Regions from separate parts of the Homo sapiens genome. Here region 1 is linked to region 2. A link is a contact called in ENCODE Hi-C data. All regions are on one chromosome and are shown on one strand. Each heading gives the region's core, a stretch centred on a gene start or an enhancer-like site at or near the end of the contact. The rest is flanking DNA. Distances are from core to core; before and after follow the strand shown.

What was found. A loop is a pair of places that touch in the nucleus more often than their neighbours do. Pooled maps may share reads with other maps.
Region 1: a map with no recorded cell type shows a loop between it and region 2 (5-fold over the local background). The contact joins the enhancer-like site here to the promoter of CD99 in region 2. A Hi-C loop is called at or near these places in 1 of 168 maps with a recorded cell type or tissue (endothelial cell of hepatic sinusoid), 18 of 37 single-sample maps with no recorded cell type and 5 of 50 pooled maps.

The regions. Positions count from the first base shown.
Region 1 is chrX:2,777,948-2,782,305 of GRCh38, forward strand. XG (Xg glycoprotein (Xg blood group)) reads left to right here. Exons shown (of 11, transcript NM_001141919.2): 4 at 4,119-4,181. Among named protein-coding and RNA genes, the nearest start is that of XG, 28 kb to the left of the region's middle. RefSeq lists an enhancer at 3,605-4,286. Within about 2 kb of position 3,109, at least 2 of the 41 ENCODE cell types and tissues checked have a DNase peak (open chromatin) inside an H3K27ac peak, as active enhancers do.
Region 2 is chrX:2,688,929-2,693,659 of GRCh38, forward strand. CD99 (CD99 molecule (Xg blood group)) reads left to right here and starts at 2,367. Exons shown (of 10, transcript NM_002414.5): 1 at 2,367-2,499. The coding sequence starts at 2,433.

The DNA of each region.
Region 1 (4,358 bases), core at 1,859-4,358, 90 kb after region 2:
AAAATGCCAAAGAGAAGGTGAAAATAGCTGGAAAAAAAATGCGCAAAGCAAATAACCAATAGAAAGAAAGCCAAGTTGGGCTAGCAAAATCAGACAAAATAACCTTCGAGGTGCAAACAACTTTGAGGCCCAAATAGAGGTTCTTCCCACTAAAAGAATGATTCCCTGAATGATAATGGAATCTTGACCCAGCCTGCACCTCAGGTTAAGTTAAAAGTGGAAATTTAAAGATCTAAGTGTGAGATTTTAAAAAGCATTTCCCCAGAAATACCAGGATCTGTAGATGGAAATGTTATTAAGAATAAAGATGTGGAGCTGGGCGTGGTGGCTCACGCCTGTAATCCCAGAACTTTGGGAGGCTGAGACTGGCTGATTTCTTGAGCCCAGGAGTTTGAGACTAGCCTGGACAACATAGTGAGACCCCATCTTTACAAAAAAATTAAAAAAAATTAGTGGACATGGTGGCATGCACCTCTAGTCCCAGTTACTCAGGAGGCTGAGGTGGGAGGATCACCTGTGCCCAGGCTGAGGCTGCAGTGAGCCATGATCACGCCACTGCACTCCAGCCTGCGTGACAGAGCAAGACCCTGTCTCAAAAGAAAAGAAAAAAAAAGAAGAAAGAAATGAAAACCGTAGCTCAGAGACAGAGAAACTGAGCAATGCATAGGTTCAGAAGGGTTTGAAACAGACTGAATTGTGTCTTGGCATATGAGAGAGGTCGCAGCTATAAAACAATGAGAGAAGAAACCAAATTCCACATAGGCAGGACTGAGACAATTGGCTGTTCTTGTGGATGATACGTGATCAAATCTCAACCTCATGCGATACTTTTTTTTTTTTTTTTGAGATGGAGTCTCGCTCTGTCACCCAGGCTGCAGTGCAGTGGTGTGATCTCACCTCCCCGCAAACTTCTCCTCCCGGGTTCAAGTAATTCTCGTGCCTCAGCTGGGACTACAGGCATGTGCCACCACGCCTGGCTAATTTTTGCATTTTTTTAGTAGAGACGGGGTTTCACCAAGTTGGCCAGGCTGGTCTCGAACTCCTGACCTCAGGTGATCTGTCCACCTCGGTGTCCCAAAGTGCTGGGATTACAGGTGTGAACCACCACACCCAGCCTCATGTAATACTTAAAAATGAACTACAGGTGGATTACAAACCTGAATATAAAAGAAAACTTTTTTTTTTGAAAAATAGAGGGAAATGTCTTATAACCTCAGAGTTAGGAGGTTTTTCTTAGATACAATACAAAAAGCATAACCACGCCCATAGTCCCAGCTACTCAGGAGGCTGAGGCATAAGAATCACTTGAGCTCGAGAGGTGGAGGTTGCAGTGAGCCGAGATCCTGCCATTGCACTCCAGCTGAGGCTACAGAGTGAGAGTATAAAAAAAAAAAAAAAAAAGCATAACCTTTAAAAATGGGTTAGCCTATGTCTACATTTAAATAATAATAATAATAATAATGTTCCAACTTCAGGCTCTGAAAAAAGTCAAAAGATGAGCTGTCAACTAGAAGAGGCTCCTTACTGCTCATACCACCAGGGAAAGTTTAATATGCAAAATGCAGTCATCCTTCAGAATTCATGGGGGATTAGTTTTAAGACGCCTTCTTCCCCGCAGACACCAAAATCCACAGCTGCTGAAGTCTCTGATATAAAACGTGCAGTACTTGCATATAATGCAAGTATATGTTCCTGTATATTTTTATTTATTTATTTGGAGACAGAATCTCACTCTGTTGCCCAGGCTGGAGTGCAGTGGCGTGATCTTGGCTCACTGTAACCTCCACCTCCCGGGTTCAAGAGATTCTCCTGACTCAACCTCCCAAGTAGCTGGGATTACAGGTATGCGCCACCACCCCCAGCTAATTTTTGTATTTTTGGTAGAGACGGGTTTTAACCATGTTGTCCAGGCTGGTTTCGAACTCCTGACCTCACATAATCTGCCCACCTTGGCCTCCCAAAGTGCTGGGATTACAGGGATGAGCCACCGTGTCCAGCCTCTGGTATACTTTAAATTATCTCTAGGTTACTCATAACTCCTGATACGCTGTAAATGCTATGCAAATAGTTGTTATACTATATTATTTTTTATTTGTATTACTTTTTATTGGATTGCTATATTTTATTTTTTGAAATATTTTCAATACAAGACTGGTTGGATCTATAGATGCAGAAATTCTGGTTATAGAGCACAAACTGTGTATAGATAGCTCCTACCAAAACAGACGGATGGTGAAAAAAAGAAAAGAAAAGAAAAGAAAAAGAAAATGGAGGAGAGAGACTATGAGGCGACTAAAAGAAGAGGGATATGATCATTCCATTCGCTGACAAGAAAAATTCAAAGAAGAGGGAATTATGCAATTGACCAGCTGATGTGTGTTAGAAATGCTCAGGGTCACACATATTCATTGAAAGCCAATTTAAGCCACTATTTAAATTTAAACCGATTTAAACAATTGGGCTTTTTTTTTTTTTTCTAAAAAAAAAAAAAAGTCAATTAGGCCAGGCGAGGTGGCTCACACCTGTCATCCCGGCACTTTGGGAGGCCGAGGTGGGTGGATCACAAGGTCAGGAGTTTGAGACCAGCCTGGCCAACATGGTGAAACCCTGTTTCTACTAAAAATACAAAAGTTAGCTGGGCATGGTGGTGTGTGCCTGAGGCTGTGAGACTGAGGCAGGAGAATCACTTGAACCCAGGAGGCGGAGGTTGCAGGGAGCGGAGATCATGCCACTGCACTCCAGCTTGGGCGACAGACCAAGACTCTGTCTCAAAAAAAAAAAAGAAGAAGTATATTGGTTCCGTCTGGAAAGGTGGAGCACTTGAAGCAAAGGCAGGAAGACTGGAAGCAGGGAGAGGGTTTTCAGGTCACAAACAGGTGAGAGACAAAACAGTTGCCTTCTTTTGAGTTTCTGATTAGCCTTTCCAAAGGAGGCGATCAGATACGAATCTGCCTCAGGGAGCAGAGGGGGGACTTTGAATAGAATGGGAGGCAGGTTGGCCCTAAGCAGTTCCCAGCTGGACTTTTCCCTTTAGCTTAGTGACTTGGGGGTCCCGAGATTTATGTTCCCTTCACAGTGTATGAGTGAGAGCACTTGGAAACTGAGAGTGGAAGTGTCGCAGGCCAGGTCTCACTAACACAGGCCCCCACAACACCTGTTTCAGTATTGACTGAGTGGTTAAATATTAAAAGCCAGTGCTGTTATACAAAGGCTGGAATGTAACAAAAGCCCACCGAGAGTTTTTCCCAGGACTTTCCCGGGCCTTAAAGCATGACAAAATAATGAATGAATTCTTAACAGGACCCATTTAGGATTAAACAAGTTTTACTGGGGGTCTGCAGAAACTCCCCAGGCCTCCACAAACAAGTTTATTGGGGCTTTGAAGGAACTCTGCAAACCTCCTGGATTTAGCAGGAGACAACATGAGGGTAATCACCCCGGCACCTGGACCCATTAGATTAAGTCAATTTACTGAGGCTCCTGAGGAAGATCCTCAGGACTCAGACCTTAGTTATAGATTAAAAGAAGTTAATCACTTATGTCTTTAGATAAATGCACACACATATCTCCACATAGCTTGGAAGGTATATAAGCTCTGGAAAACTATAATTTTGAGTTAGTCTGGTGATAATTTCCAGGCCTTCTCCCTGTAACAGGTTGCAGAAATAAAAACTCTCTTCCTCCCCAGTTCATCGGTGTTTCATTATTGGGCTGTGAGAAATAGCAACCCAGTTGGGTCCGGGAACAGAAGGTTTGGTGTTATCTTCATCACAGGCACTGGACTGTCGGTAAATTTATTCCATGACAATTCTTCCTAGGTTTCTTTTTTATATTACTTGCTTCCATCATGGCAGACAGCTACACTGGCTTCTTGCCATGAAAACGAACTTCTAGTAACAAAACGGAAACCTTTTTTTTTAAGTTTCAGGTTTCAAGGTTTTACTTCTATCTGCAAAGTGATTTTTAACCAGACAATGGCAATCTATAAACACACCGTGGGCAGCAAATCAGAACAAACTGCAAGGTCGATAGTCACGCTGATGAGCTTGTTTCTGCAGCCTGCTCCTAAGGGAAGGACAATTTTCTTTTCTAACAGTGCAATGTTGTTTCCTCCACAGATATCTACCCAAAGCCAAAACCACCTTACTACCCACAGCCCGAGAATCCCGACAGCGGTGGAAGTAAGAATCCGCAGGCCTGAAACTCTTTCTCAATCTGGTTTGATGATGTTTGCCTTTTTATTTACTAGCAGGTTTAGCCTGGTTGCATTTGAAATATGTGTGTAATAGCTCCCTTACTGGGAATGTAGTTTCTTTCCTCACTGGGGGGAGCAAGAAAGTCCAACGGACAGAAACAAT
Region 2 (4,731 bases), core at 1,117-3,616:
ATTAGCCAGGCGTGGTAGCAGGTGCCTGTAATCCCAGCTACTCAGGAGGCTGAGGCAGGAGAATCGTTTGAACCTGGGAGGTGGAGGTTGCAGTTAGTTGAGATGGTGCCACAGCACTCTAGCCTGGCCGAGAGAGTAAGACTCCGTCTCAAAAACTAAATAAATTAATAAAATAAAATAAAATTCTAAGCCCCCACCGCCCCCCACCTTCAAAACATCTGAATGGACTTCTTCCTCAGCCAGAGCTCTTTAAAAATTTAACCTGAGAGAGTGTTTCAAGCCGTGACGGGAAGCAGGGGTTGAACATGCCTCCCGGTGCCTCTCCGGCGTTAACATCCACACAGCCTTTAAGTTTGAGAAGAAACATTTTACAACCTCTTCTCTCTGACCCTAGCACCGGAAGGGTTCCTGTTCAAATAAGAACTTGAGTCTTCACAATTCTTTATCTTAACCCAGACATTCTTTTCTATTGATCCCAGGACTTTAAAGAAACCCAAGCAATTGCCAATCAGAAAATTCTAAAATCTACCTATAAGCTGGAAGCCTCCTGCTTTGGGTTGTCCCGCCTTTCTGGACAAAACCAATGTGTCTCTTAAATTTCATTGATGTCTCATGCCTCCCTAAAACGTATAACACCAAGCTGCACCCCGACCACCTTGAGGACACGTTCTCGGGACCTCCTGAGGGCTGTGTCATGGGCCATGGTCACTCATATTTGGCTCAGAATAAATCTCTTCAAATATGTTAGAGTTGGACTCCTTTCTCTTTTTTTCTTTTTTCTTTCTTTTTTTTTGAGACGGAGTCTCGCTCTGTCACCCAGGCTGGAGTGCAGTGGCCTGATCTTGGCTCACTGCAACCTCCATCTCCCCGGTTCAAGCGATTCTCTTGCCTCGGCCTCCTGAGTAGCTGGGACTACAGGTGCACACCACCACACGCGTCTAATTTTGTATTTTAGAAGAGACAGGGTTTCACCTTGTTGGTCAGGCTGGTCTCCAATTCCTGACCTCAGGTGATCCACCCGCCTCGGTCTCCCAAAGCGCTGGGATTCCAGGCGTGAGCCACCGCGCCCGGCCTAGTTTGACTCTTTTCGTGGACAGTTTGAAGTGTGGAATGCAAGAATATTCAGGGTTATTTGTCAGGCTGCAAAGTTGTTCCACTACCCTGCGGGAAAATGGATACAATTTTAGGCTTAGGTGTTAACAGATAACATTGTTAAGTGTGGGAAGGGCGACAACTGCACTGCAGCTGTGGCCAGTGGCGCGGGAGGGTGTCTAAACTCAAAGCCCACTGGAAGGCGAGTCGCCCATGACCAGGACTAGGGCCCAGGTGCCCCAGATAGAAGGCACCTCGTTCCCTATTGCCCCTCACTAACTCCCGTGACCAGGAGTCCCCACTCCCAACCTTGTCCTGGGGATTCTGGGGAGAAACTGCCCCAGCGCAGAGGCTACTCCAAGGGTTGTCCTTGGTCCGGCGCAAAGGGTTCGTCCGCCACCCTCCCGGCTGCGCACCCCGCGCTCGGACGCTCTAGAAAGGACTTGGGACGGGGGTTGCCTGTGGAGCGGGGGCCTAGGCTTCCTGAGCAGGGAGAGGATTGCACTTTGCTCCCCTTGGGGAACTCCCTGAGGTGAGCAGCGGGGAGGGGCCCCCATACTTTTCCCAGCAGGGGAGCCGGGAGTTTCCTCTGCTCCCACTGCAGAGCAGGGGAGGGTCCCTGCTAGGGGCGGAGAAGGGGCTGCAGGGGCGAGTGGGGAGGGGGGCTACACGTTTCCAAGAAGGGCGGCAGTTTCGTGTCGCTACAGTTGCAGGCGTGCATTTAGGAGGCTGTAGACAGGGAGGGACCCGCACTTTCCCGAGCAGGGGAGCTGCTGGGAAAGTTTGTTTTTTTGCTCCCACTGGAGACCAGGGGGTGAGGGGCGGAGAAGTGGCTGCAGGGGCGAGTGGGGAGAGGGGGCTCTATGTTTCCAAGAAGGGCGGCAGTTTTGTGCCACTACAGTTAAGGGCCGCCCTCGGGCGTGCATTCAGAGGGCTGTAAACCGGGAGGGACCCGCACTTTCCCGAGAACGTTGTAGTTCACTTTGCTTCGGGTCGGCGCCGCCCTGGCTACGGCCCTGTGGGTGGGTGAGGGGGCGTGGGCAGTTTCCTGAGAAGGGGCGGGGCGTGTACCGTACTCCCCTCGGCGCTGCCTGGGCCACCCCCGCCCGCCTACCCCCTCTGTCTCCTCCCCGGGCCCGGCGTTCCCGCCCCTTCTGTGCGCGCGTGGAGGCCGGGGCGGGGCGGGCGCAGCCGGCGCTGAGCTTGCAGGGCCGCTCCCCTCACCCGCCCCCTTCGAGTCCCCGGGCTTCGCCCCACCCGGCCCGTGGGGGAGTATCTGTCCTGCCGCCTTCGCCCACGCCCTGCACTCCGGGACCGTCCCTGCGCGCTCTGGGCGCACCATGGCCCGCGGGGCTGCGCTGGCGCTGCTGCTCTTCGGCCTGCTGGGTGTTCTGGTCGCCGCCCCGGGTGAGCGAGCGGAGGGATCCGGGTTGGGGGACGCGGAGGGCGCGGGCCGGGACTGGGGATCCGCTTGAGATGCGGCGTTGGGGGCGCCCCGCGGGGACACCCGGAGCCTCCTCCCTGCCCGGCAGGACGCGCTGTGCCCACGGGGGCCCAGGCCCGGAGGAGGCGCCCACTTTCTCCCCAACGCTTTTCCTGGAGCCGTTCCAGAGAGAAAAGTCAGCGTTTGTTGTCGGAGTTGCAAACTCTTACATGTGGGGCGGCCTTGGGAGAGGTGCGTCCGATTTTTCCCAATCTAGGGGACCTTCTTACAGATCTCTCTCCCTTTGCATGAGCCCCTCACCCCACCCCGTTATCTACCCCCAGGGTTTGGGGACCTGCGTCTTCAGGCCGCGCGCGGAGGCCGCCCTGGAGTTGCCTGTCACAGCCACGCCCTGCGTCCCGGGCCTAAATTTGGAATCGCTAGGAGCCTGAGACCCGGGTGGTGGGGGGAAGGGAAGGAAAAGTTAGAAAAAAACTTTGAGCCCTGAAAATGTTCAAAAATACTCTGTGGATGCGGGCTCCGGGAATTTCAGCGCGTGCTGTGCGCCAAGCAACACGGGGCGCAGAAAGAAACGTGTGCTTACCAAATTGTCCATCTGCGGCGGTGGAGAATTCGGAAAACAGAAAAAGTGGGCAGGGAAGAAAGAGCCACGGTCACCCTCCCACGCCCTAAACCGGGCCTATTTCTAATTATTACTTTAATCATGTTTTTCTGTTTCCCTCCCTTTGAAACGGAAACGGAGACCCTGCCGGATGTGGTATGTTATAAATTCTTTTTTCATGTTATAAATTCTTTTTTCAATGGTCAGTGCATTTTTTGCTCTTCGTATGGGCAGGCTTTTAAGTAGACCGGCTTGCGGGCAGTGTGGACTTCAGGACGGGCCTTATCAGGGCTGGACGTATTTAGGAAGGAGACGCGGGAACGCCCGGCCCTGGGGAGGACGGAGGAGGCCCGATTTGTGTTGATAGGATCTAGCTCAGCCTAGAGCTGCGGTGACTAGGCCGGGTCTCTATTTTTAGGGAGGAGTTGCTAATGGATTTACACCCTCTTTAAAGGGGTCCCGGGTATCCTAGAAATTGTGCTTTCACTTGGTAGAGATTAGAGATAATGAAGCCTGCTCCGTAGAGGAAAACTTGGAGGACTTTCCAGCCTGCAGGGGAGGTTCCAAGCAGAGCTTCCTGTTTCTCCCTTTTCTTCCTAAATGTCCTTCTTGCGGGCAACCTGTCACCACGGACGGGATGGCTCTGTAGGGTTTTATCAGCTGCATTTGTTCCCCAGGCACCTGCAGATGAACGGGTTTTTCACTTGTCTCTCTGCGAATGCATTCCTTCATCCTTCATGCCTGCCTTCCTTCTTTTGCACCTACTGTGGGCTTGGGGTCAGGGAAATATATCCAAGGGAGTGCTGGTGGCCTAAGAATTCAGTTTCCTGGAGAACAGAGGCATCTGAACAGGCAGACGGGAGACAGGGCCACAGGGACCTTTATAGTTCCATCACGAAATAACTCAGGGGTTCCCAGTGGTAAATCTTGGTGAGGGGCTTGGCTGGATTTTGAAGCCCTAGGGACAGATTTGCCGGCTGGTCTGGCGTTCCAGGTCATTGGAGCAGAGTGAGTGGAAAGCCTTATATTCTCTAAGCCCCAAACAAGTCGTTGCACAGTTTTTTTGTTTTTGTTGGTGGTGGTGGTTTTTTTTTTTTGGACGGAGTTTCACTCTGTCACCAGTCTGGAGTGTAGTGGCACGATGTCGGCTCATTGGCGTTGCACAGTTTTTAAACCCACAGCAGTGTTCATCTGGAACTCCTGATTTTGGAAGCAGACTGGGCTTAGGAACTCCAGCTGCTGATGCTTTGAGTAAAGGGAAGAGTACCTGTCTATGGGGTGGGTGGGTAGGGAAGAGCAGTGGGATAGGGGCATAACAGGGGCCAACCTATCCTTCCAATTGCAGAGGAGGGCCTGGCCGTCAGCACTGATGGATCTCCTTGAGGGACGCTTCTCACCCCTTCTTTGCAGTCTGACCCTGCTAGAGATGGAGACAGAAACAGCCTGTCCCAATAATATTAATACACGTTTCATCGGGAAAGTTGACTTTTGAGTTGGTGATGCTCAGAACACACTTTCTTATAGCAACGTGCATCAGGCTGCAAAACCCCGTTGAGCCTGAAGTAGGTTCTCAGACTGGTGCTGATAGCTCTGG